Regions from separate parts of the Homo sapiens genome. Here region 1 is linked to region 2. The links are chromatin contacts, found by Hi-C or POLR2A ChIA-PET in ENCODE. All regions are on one chromosome and are shown on one strand. Each heading gives the region's core, a stretch centred on a gene start or an enhancer-like site at or near the end of the contact. The rest is flanking DNA. Distances are from core to core; before and after follow the strand shown.

The links. Hi-C counts contacts between places; a loop is a spot of excess contacts on that map. ChIA-PET counts read pairs that join two places held with the same protein, here RNA polymerase II (POLR2A). Pooled maps may share reads with other maps.
Region 1: a loop to region 2 is called in a map of upper lobe of right lung, with 3 times the contacts of the local background. The contact joins the enhancer-like site here to the promoter of SOST in region 2. A Hi-C loop is called at or near these places in 9 of 168 maps with a recorded cell type or tissue (CD14-positive monocyte, DLD1, GM12878 and 6 more) and 3 of 50 pooled maps. POLR2A ChIA-PET finds 5 or more read pairs at or near these places in 4 of 52 experiments (GM12878, H1, HepG2 and 1 more).

What each region holds. Positions count from the first base shown.
Region 1 is chr17:43,588,938-43,593,943 of GRCh38, reverse strand. No RefSeq gene overlaps it. Among named protein-coding and RNA genes, the nearest start is that of ETV4, 45 kb to the right of the region's middle. RefSeq lists an enhancer at 1,262-1,761. Within about 2 kb of position 1,628, at least 21 of the 41 ENCODE cell types and tissues checked have a DNase peak (open chromatin) inside an H3K27ac peak, as active enhancers do; they include upper lobe of right lung, where a contact is called at or near this core.
Region 2 is chr17:43,755,945-43,761,457 of GRCh38, reverse strand. It overlaps SOST (sclerostin), which reads left to right and starts at 2,667. Exons shown (of 2, transcript NM_025237.3): 1 at 2,667-2,936. The coding sequence starts at 2,717. RefSeq lists a silencer at 723-1,017.

The DNA.
Region 1 (5,006 bases), core at 379-2,878, 170 kb after region 2:
AAGTGATCACAGGGGGCTGTAGCAGCATCAGTGTCTCCTGAGATCTTGTTAGAAATGCAAATGTGCAAGCCCTACTTCAGACCTATTGATTCTGAAACTGGGAGGGGCCCAGCAATCGGTGTTTTAGCAAACCCTCCATGCGATTCTGATGAGGGCTAATGTTTGAGAATCAATAAGCTGTAGGAACACAGAAGAGAAAGTGGAATTTTTTTTTTGAGACAGAGTCTCCCTCTGTTGCCCAGGCTGGAGTGCAGTTGCAGTGATCTCGGCTCACTGCAAGCTCCGCCTCCCAGGTTCACGCCATTCTCCTGCCTCAGCCTCCTGAGTAGCTAGGACTACAGGCACCCACCACCACGCCTGGCTAATTTTTTTGTATTTTTAGTAGAGATGGGGTTTCATTGTGTTAGCCAGGATGGTCTCGATCTCCTGACCTTGTGATCCACCTACCTCGGCCTCCCAAAGTGCTGGGATTATAGGCGTGAGCCACCCTGCCCGGCTGAAAGTGGTAGTTTTTTTTTTTTGAGATGGAATTTTGCTCTTGTTGCCCAGGCTGGAGTGCAATGGCATGATCTCGGCATACTGCAACCTCTGCCTCCCGGGTTCAAGCAGTTCTCCTGACTCAGCCTCCTGAGTAGCTGGGATCACAGGCGCCTGCCACCATGCCCAGCTACTTTTTTGTATTTTTAGTAGAGATGGGATTTCACCATGTTGGCCAGGCTGGTCTTGAACTCCTGACCTTAGGTGATCCACCAGCCTCGGCCTCCCCAAGCGCTGGGATTACAGGCGCGAGCCACCACGCCCAGCAAGTACTTTTTTTTTAAATTTAATTTTGTTGTTGTTGTTGAGATGGAGTCTCACTCTGTCACCCAGGCTGGAATGCATTGGCGCAATCTCGGCTCACTGCAACCTCCACCTTCTGTGTTCAAGCGATTCTCCTGCCTCGGCCTCCCGAGTAGCTGGGATTACAGGCATGCACCACTGTGCCCAGCTAATTTTTGTATTTTTAGTAAAGATGTGGTTTCACCATGTTGGCCAGACTGGTCTCGAACTCCTGAGCTCAAGTGATCCGCCTGCCTCCGTCTTCCAAAGTACCAAGACTACAGGCATGAGCCACTGCTCCCAGCCAAGAAAACAGTACTTAACCCTGAATGGAGTGATCAGGAAATGCTTCCTGAAGGAAGAAACTCCTGAGGTGAATCTTCCAGAAGGAGCCTGATGAAGAGGTAAAAAGATGCCCCAGGTGAATGAAGCTGTGTATGCAAGAGCACGGAGGGTAAGGAGTTTGCAAAGAACCACAGGGGTGGGTGGTGGGTTGGCAGCCAAGTGGCTAGAGATGGGGAGAGTGGCTGGGAAGAGACATCGGGAATCAGAGATTTCAGTTTCTGAGTGAAGGAAGGCGAGAGAGTGTGGGTGTGCCGTAGACCCCATTGCAGTAAACAGCCTCGCCTAAACCAGGCAGGGCAGATACCCCAGGCCTCCCCTGGGGCCTAGAAGCCTCCCCATCTCACTCTGCAACTCCTCGGGTTAACCAAAGCAGCATGACCTCATGTGTTATGGCTGCAAAGGCGCGGGGGAGGCCATATCCGGTGTTTGTATTGAAATTAATTGGGGGCTCCTTGGATGATGGAGGCTTTGAGGAATGCACAGGCCCCCGCATATGATCCTGTGAACAATGGTGTCACTTCAGACCACCGAGGCCCCCAGCGGCCCGCATCTGCACGTCCACAGCCCTTCTCGATGAAATAATAATCATAGACAGATATGAATATTTACAATACGAAGCAGCAACTTGCGATGGGGAGAACTCAGGCAAGCACCCCAGAGCTATTTTTAGCCTTGGAAACGGAGCCCCATTTTACCAGGGCAGCAGCGTGTCGATCAGGAAAATCAGGAAAATCCCACCGCTCCCCGCCAAGCCCTGATTTATGATGATTCAGAGGGGAGATGCTGCCAGGAATGGGCCGGGGCCAGGAAAATTTCATCTGTCTGGAATCCGACAGGAAAAAAGAGGCCTGGAAATTTCAGAGGAAGCTGGGATCTGCGCCGGTTACAGCGCCTCTGTGTTCGCTCAGCTGGCTCCTGTTAGCCAGTGAAGGGTCCGCTGAGGAAAAGCGTCAGGCCAGGTTTTTCCATCATTCCAGAACCTTGAGCCTGATCCCCAGGCAGCCGCTGCTCCTGCGACCTCCGACCCCAAACAACAGGAGCCTTCACCAGGTTTCCCCCAGCCCCCCAGCCCTAGGCTATATCTTAAATCAACATCTTTGTTTTTTTGTCTTTTCCCTTACCACAAAAAATGATAGCAAAGTGATTCTATCTTTTTAGCTATTTGTTTAACCAGACATTTAGCACACTTAAGAAGCAGGGTTCAATATGAAAACCAATTAATGCAATTTAGTTTTAATTTCCTCCCCTGAAATGGCCCAGCTCTCCCAAGGTGGCCTTCTCACCCTCCTCTCTGGTGCTGGGGCACCAGGAACCCCTAGCCTCCAAACCTGATGCTACAAGCTCTAAAATGAGGCCAGAGATTAGGATTTTGCTCAAAATCTTGCTGGCAGATCCTAAAGGGGCAAACAAGATGGTGATGGAGTTCAGGACATGCTACCCCAAAATACAGCACCTCGGCAAAAGCAGCAGAAGGAGGAAGATCTCTCTGACTTGCTGCTACTATTCTCCCCTGAAGCAGATCATGAAAGAATTTTCTGTCTTTCTTCTAAAGTAGGTCATAAGACCCTCATTCCAGAGGGGTCCTCCCTATATCCAGAGGAAAGGAATGAAGAAGCAGAGAAGAATCTGAAGAAACAGGCCTTGCTAAGCTCCCCCAAGTTGATTACTATTAGATCATACCCCCTTTCTTCCATCATATTTCTTCTTCTTTTTTTTTTTTGAGATGGAGTCTCGCTCTGTCTCCCAGGCTGGAGTGCAGTAGTGTGTTCTCCGCTCACTGCAACCTCTACCTCCTGGGTTCCAGCAATTCTCCTGTCTCAGCCTCCCGAGTAGCTGGGATTACAGGCGTGCGCTACCATGCCCAGCTAATTGTTTGTATTTTTAGTAGAGACGGGGTTTCATCCTGTTGGCCAGGCTGGTGTTGAACTCCTGACCTCAAGTGATCCACCCGCCTCGGCCTCCCAAAGTGCTGGGATTACAGGCGTGAGCCACCACGCCTGGCCTCGTCCATCATGTTTCTACACAACGCTCTACTCCTCATTAAACCTAAGCATAAAATATACACAGTATTCCCTATTTCCCTGGGTCTTCATCTCCCATGTCACGGAAACTTATTATATAAATGTGTATGCTTTTCTCTTGTTAATCTATCTTTTGTTATAGGGATCTCAAGCCATGAACTTTGTGACAGATAAGGAAAAGATATATGCCTAGAAGTGGAAATTAAAAGTTTTTTTTAAATAAAAGTAATAGATATTACTCTTTCCCCCCTACAATGGCATCCTTTCCATCCATTCATTCCTTCATTCATTTACTTAATGCCTATTTTGTGCCAGAGTCTGTACTGGGGGTAGGGGGATGGTTTTCGGGGGGATACAAAATGGACATCGCCTGCCTTCAAGGAGCTCACAGTTTGGTGGGGGACACAGACCTGTAAATAGGTTTAACTATGGTGCAGAGGAACAAATGGGGTAACAGCTAAGCAGAGAGGAGTCAGGAAGCACGGAGAAGACTCTTGGGGCTGGCTCAGAGGCAGACGAGAGGAGAAAACGTATCAAAGGAAAGGGACTGTGTGTATAAAGACAGAAGCAGGAAAGAAAGGGGACACACTTACCCCACAACATGAGGAGTCTGGTGTGACTGCAGCGTAGGATCCACGGGCAGCTGGTCCGACTCAGGGAGGCAATTTGTTCTGTTAAAGAAAAAATTATTCTTTTTTTTTGAGACAGAGTCTCACTCTGTCACCCAGGCTAGAGTCCAGTGGCACCGTGTTGGCTCACTGCAACCTCCGTCTCCTGGGTTCAAGCAATTCTCCTGCCTCAGCCTCCCGAGTAGCTGGGATTACAGGCATCCACCACCACCCCCGGCTAGTTTATATATATATGTATATATAAACTATATATATAAAAACTATATATATAAACCATATATATAAACTATAAACTATATATATAAACCATATATATAAACTATATATATATATATGGTTTTTTTTTTTTTTTGAGACAGAGTCTCACACTCTCACCCAGGCTGGAGTGCAATGGCGCGATCTCGGCTCACTGCAAGCTCCGCCTCCTGGGTTCACGCCATTCTCCTGCCTCAGCCTCCTGAGTAGCTGGGACTACAGGCGCCCGCCACCACACCAGGCTAATTTTTTGTATTTTTAGTAGAGACGGGGTTTCACCATGTTAGCCAGGATGGTCTCGATCTTCTGACCTTGTGATCCTCCTGCCTCAGCCTCCCAAAGTGCTGGGCTTACAGGCACGAACCACCACGCCCGCCTTTAGTTTTTATATTTTTAGTAGAGATGGGTTTTCACCATGTTGGGCAGGCTGGTCTCAAACTCCTGACCTCAGCTGATCCACCCGCCTCAGCCTCCCAAAGTGCTGGGATTGCAAGCATGAACCACCGTGCCCGGCTGAGAAAAAATTATTCTTAACACTTATTAAAGACAGTAAGGAAGATCTTATTTAAGGGGGGCGGGGCTGCTACACTGGGGTTTGGCAATAGGGAAAAGCGATCAAAGACAACAAGGACAAGTGGAGATTTATAGCCAAGGAACAGGGTGGGGTCAGTGGATGGAAAATCACTAAGGAGAAGCATTCAGGCCAGGGGATTCCTGCTGAAGGCAGGCCAGGGTGATGCGATATCAAGGGTGGAGGATGAGGAATTTCATCAGATAGGAAGGATAGGGGATTTTTGCTAAATGGGCCTGGCAGGATTCATGCTACAACTGGACTAAATTGCCCAAGGACACAGCCCAAGGTCAAGATGCTGTCAAAAAGAGGACCCAGAGGACCCTGACTCAGGTTTGATCAAGGAGAAAGTCTGTCAGGTCAGGG
Region 2 (5,513 bases), core at 1,418-3,917:
CACCTCAGCCTCCCAAGTAGCTAAGACCACAGGCGTGCGACCCCATGCCCAGCTAATTTTTAAATTTTTTGTAGAGACTAGGCCTCACCATGTTGCCCAGGCTTTTATTTCTTATAAGTATATTTAAATTTATAATTATATCCACATTTTAAAATTTTAATTTAAAAAATTACTCTGAGGCCGGGCATTGTGGCTCATGCCTCTAATCCCCAGCACCTTGGGAGGCCGAGTTGGGCAGATCACCCGAGGTCAGAAGTTCGAGACCAGCCTGAGTAACATGGAGAAACCCCCGTCTCTACTAAAAATACAAAATTGGCCGGGCGTGGTGGTGCATTCCTGTAATCCCAGCTACTCGGGAGGCTGAGGCAGGAGAATTGCTTGAACCCAGGAGGTGGAGGTTGCAGTGAGCCAAGATTGTGCCACTGCACTGCAGCCTGGGCCACAGAGAGAATCTGCCAAAAAAAGAAAAAAAAAAAAATTTCAGCCGTACAAGGATGTTCATAGCAACCCTGCTGGAAATAGGAAAAAAAATTGGAAATAACCTAAACTACTCACAATAGGAATCAGCTAAAACCCTGGGGGTTTAATTCCAGGGAGTACTGTGAACAATGACAAGTTTGTGGACTGAGTAAAAATAAACAGCTGTCAATGACTTAACATTAAATGAAACAGCAGAAGATGTCACAGCAGGTTCTCGCTGAGCCATTCAGAGGGGTGTGGATCATTTAGAGGTTCAAGTCCACTGGATTCTTCTTTTTCCTTTTAATATTACTTCACTTCCAAATAAGGAAAGGAAAGGAAAGGAAATCACGTCCAGTCCTGAGACTTGCCATCCTGCAGTCACCCCTCCTTTTGTCTCCAGCAGGTGGCAGACGCGTTCCAGGGATGAATCCCACTGCCTCTGTTTAATGCAGACGGTCCAGCCGCTCCCAACAGCAGGTGGGGCTATAAGCATCCATCCTACCTGCTCAAGGAACCCAGGCATCAGAACTGCTCTCTCCCAAGTCCATTGCAAGAAGGCAGTCGTCTGGTCATGAGAGGGTTAACAGTCCACATTCCAGAGCAAGGGAAAAGGAGGCTGGAGGGTCATAGACAAGGGGAGGTGGCGCGGAGGGCCAGCTTCTCACAACACTACCGGCTCTGCTGGGAGAGATAGATCACCCCCAACAATGGCCACAGCTGTTTTCATCTGCCCTGAAGGAAACTGACTTAGGAAGCAGGTATCAGAGAGGGCCCTTCCTGAGGGGGCTTCTGTCTGGCTTGTAAAACTGTCAGAGCAGCTGCATTCATGTGTCGGATGATGGATGATGGAAAGGAGGACAGTCGGCTGCAGATGGACACAGCGACTTGCAAGTTGAGGCAGGTGGCAAAGGACTTGCAGAGGCTCTGCAGGTGGGGCATGCTGATTCATTGCCCAGTTAAAATACCAGAGGATCTGGGCAGCCTCTTCACAGGAGCTGCTTGTCCTCAAACAATCTGTCTTCAATGAAAGATTCCTCTGGCCTTCCTTTCTCTTCTTGCACCTCAGGTGTGAATCCTTCTCCCCCACGCCTCTACCTGCCCCCCCGCCCCCCGCCCCGGCCCTGTGTGGCTCATTATATGCAGGGCCAAGGCAGCATTTTCTCTTAGCTTCTTTGTGACCACTTGGTCCTGGGATGGCTTCATGGAACACATCCTGTGGTGTGCACCAATGAAGCTTTCCATACAGGACTCAAAACTGTTTTTGAAAAATGTAACCAGCTGGAAGACAAGAAAATAAAATGTCAGCACTAAAAACGCTGGCTGTGGCTTTTGCTAAGGAAAGGAATTTGGTGTTGTCTTCTCACACACACAGACTGGTTGGGGAAATGACTGTCTTCAGCACATCACCCTGCGAGCCACAGTGAGTGCCCTGGCTCAGAAGTGCCTGTCACAGTGCACAGGATCCCTGAGGAGCATGAGCTGGGATTTCCTCTGTGCTGTCCACCACAGGAGCCTGAGTGACCAGCGCATCCTCGATTTGTAACCAGAATCCTGCCCTCTCTCCCAAGCGGGCACCCTTGCTCTGACCCTCTAGTTCTCTCTCTTGCCTTCCAGAGAATACCAAGAGAGGCTTTCTTGGTTAGGACAATGAATGCTGAGACTTGTGGAGTTGGGACCAATGGGATTTCTTTAAAAGCATCTTTTTGCCTCTGGCTGGGTCTATGGGGGTCAAACAGAAACGCCTTGGGCCATTTGTTGGTGGGGTGACAAATGAACTTGGCCTGAGAAATGGAATAGGCCGGGCTCAGCCCCGCGAAGCACTCAGAACTGCACATTTTCTTTGTTGAGCGGGTCCACAGTTTGTTTTGAGAATGCCCGAGGGCCCAGGGAGACAGACAATTAAAAGCCGGAGCTCATTTTGATATCTGAAAACCACAGCCGCCAGCACGTGGGAGGTGCCGGAGAGCAGGCTTGGGCCTTGCCTCACACGCCCCCTCTCTCTGGGTCACCTGGGAGTGCCAGCAGCAATTTGGAAGTTTGCTGAGCTAGAGGAGAAGTCTTTGGGGAGGGTTTGCTCTGAGCACACCCCTTTCCCTCCCTCCGGGGCTGAGGGAAACATGGGACCAGCCCTGCCCCAGCCTGTCCTCATTGGCTGGCATGAAGCAGAGAGGGGCTTTAAAAAGGCGACCGTGTCTCGGCTGGAGACCAGAGCCTGTGCTACTGGAAGGTGGCGTGCCCTCCTCTGGCTGGTACCATGCAGCTCCCACTGGCCCTGTGTCTCGTCTGCCTGCTGGTACACACAGCCTTCCGTGTAGTGGAGGGCCAGGGGTGGCAGGCGTTCAAGAATGATGCCACGGAAATCATCCCCGAGCTCGGAGAGTACCCCGAGCCTCCACCGGAGCTGGAGAACAACAAGACCATGAACCGGGCGGAGAACGGAGGGCGGCCTCCCCACCACCCCTTTGAGACCAAAGGTATGGGGTGGAGGAGAGAATTCTTAGTAAAAGATCCTGGGGAGGTTTTAGAAACTTCTCTTTGGGAGGCTTGGAAGACTGGGGTAGACCCAGTGAAGATTGCTGGCCTCTGCCAGCACTGGTCGAGGAACAGTCTTGCCTGGAGGTGGGGGAAGAATGGCTCGCTGGTGCAGCCTTCAAATTCAGGTGCAGAGGCATGAGGCAACAGACGCTGGTGAGAGCCCAGGGCAGGGAGGACGCTGGGGTGGTGAGGGTATGGCATCAGGGCATCAGAACAGGCTCAGGGGCTCAGAAAAGAAAAGGTTTCAAAGAATCTCCTCCTGGGAATATAGGAGCCACGTCCAGCTGCTGGTACCACTGGGAAGGGAACAAGGTAAGGGAGCCTCCCATCCACAGAACAGCACCTGTGGGGCACCGGACACTCTATGCTGGTGGTGGCTGTCCCCACCACACAGACCCACATCATGGAATCCCCAGGAGGTGAACCCCCAGCTCGAAGGGGAAGAAACAGGTTCCAGGCACTCAGTAACTTGGTAGTGAGAAGAGCTGAGGTGTGAACCTGGTTTGATCCAACTGCAAGATAGCCCTGGTGTGTGGGGGGGTGTGGGGGACAGATCTCCACAAAGCAGTGGGGAGGAAGGCCAGAGAGGCACCCCTGCAGTGTGCATTGCCCACGGCCTGCCCAGGGAGCTGGCACTTGAAGGAATGGGAGTTTTCGGCACAGTTTTAGCCCCTGACATGGGTGCAGCTGAGTCCAGGCCCTGGAGGGGAGAGCAGCATCCTCTGTGCAGGAGTAGGGACATCTGTCCTCAGCAGCCACCCCAGTCCCAACCTTGCCTCATTCCAGGGGAGGGAGAAGGAAGAGGAACCCTGGGTTCCTGGTCAGGCCTGCACAGAGAAGCCCAGGTGACAGTGTGCATCTGGCTCTATAATTGGCAGGAATCCTGAGGCCATGGGGGCGTCTGAAATGACACTTCAGACTAAGAGCTTCCCTGTCCTCTGGCCATTATCCAGGTGGCAGAGAAGTCCACTGCCCAGGCTCCTGGACCCCAGCCCTCCCCGCCTCACAACCTGTTGGGACTATGGGGTGCTAAAAAGGGCAACTGCATGGGAGGCCAGCCAGGACCCTCCGTCTTCAAAATGGAGGACAAGGGCGCCTCCCCCCACAGCTCCCCTTCTAGGCAAGGTCAGCTGGGCTCCAGCGACTGCCTGAAGGGCTGTAAGGAACCCAAACACAAAATGTCCACCTTGCTGGACTCCCACGAGAGGCCACAGCCCCTGAGGAAGCCACATGCTCAAAACAAAGTCATGATCTGCAGAGGAAGTGCCTGGCCTAGGGGCGCTATTCTCGAAAAGCCGCAAAATGCCCCCTTCCCTGGGCAAATGCCCCCCTGACCACACACACATTCCAGCCCTGCAGAGGTGAGGATGCAAACCAGCCCACAGACCAGAAAGCAGCCCCAGACGATGGCAGTGGCCACATCTCCCCTGCTGTGCTTGCTCTTCAGAGTGGGGGTGGGGGGTGGCCTTCTCTGTCCCCTCTCTGGTTTGGTCTTAAGACTATTTTTCATTCTTTCTTGTCACATTGGAACTATCCCCATGAAACCTTTGGGGGTGGACTGGTACTCACACGACGACCAGCTATTTAAAAAGCTCCCACCCATCTAAGTCCACCATAGGAGACATGGTCAAGGTGTGTGCAGGGGATCAGGCCAGGCCTCGGAGCCCAATCTCTGCCTGCCCAGGGAGTATCACCATGAGGCGCCCATTCAGATAACACAGAACAAGAAATGTGCCCAGCAGAGAGCCAGGTCAATGTTTGTGGCAGCTGAACCTGTAGGTTTTGGGTCAGAGCTCAGGGCCCCTATGGTAGGAAAGTAACGACAGTAAAAAGCAGCCCTCAGCTCCATCCCCCAGCCCAGCCTCCCATGGATGCTCGAACGCAGAGCCTCCACTCTTGCCGGAGCCAAAAGGTGCTGGGACCCCAGGGAAGTGGAGTCCGGAGATGCAGCCCAGCCTTTTGGGCAAGTTCTTTTCTCTGGCTGGGCCTCAGTATTCTCATTGATAATGAGGGGGTTGGACACACTGCCTTTGATTCCTTTCAAGTCTAATGAATTCCTGTCCTGATCACCTCCCCTTCAGTCCCTCGCCTCCACAGCAGCTGCCCTGATTTATTACCTTCAATTAACCTCTACTCCTTTCTCCATCCCCTGTCCACCCCTCCCAAGTGGCTGGAAAAGGAATTTGGGAGAAGCCAGAGCCAGGCAGAAGGTGTGCTGAGTACTTACCCTGCCCAGGCCAGGGACCCTGCGGCACAAGTGTGGCTTAAATCATAAGAAGACCCCAGAAGAGAAATGATAATAATAATACATAACAGCCGACGCTTTCAGCTATATGTGCCAAATGGTATTTTCTGCATTGCGTGTGTAATGGATTAACTCGCAATGCTTGGGGCGGCCCATTTTGCAGACAGGAAGAAGAGAGAGGTTAAGGAACTTGCCCAAGATGACACCTGCAGTGAGCGATGGAGCCCTGGTGTTTGAACCCCAGCAGTCATTTGGCTCCGAGGGGACAGGG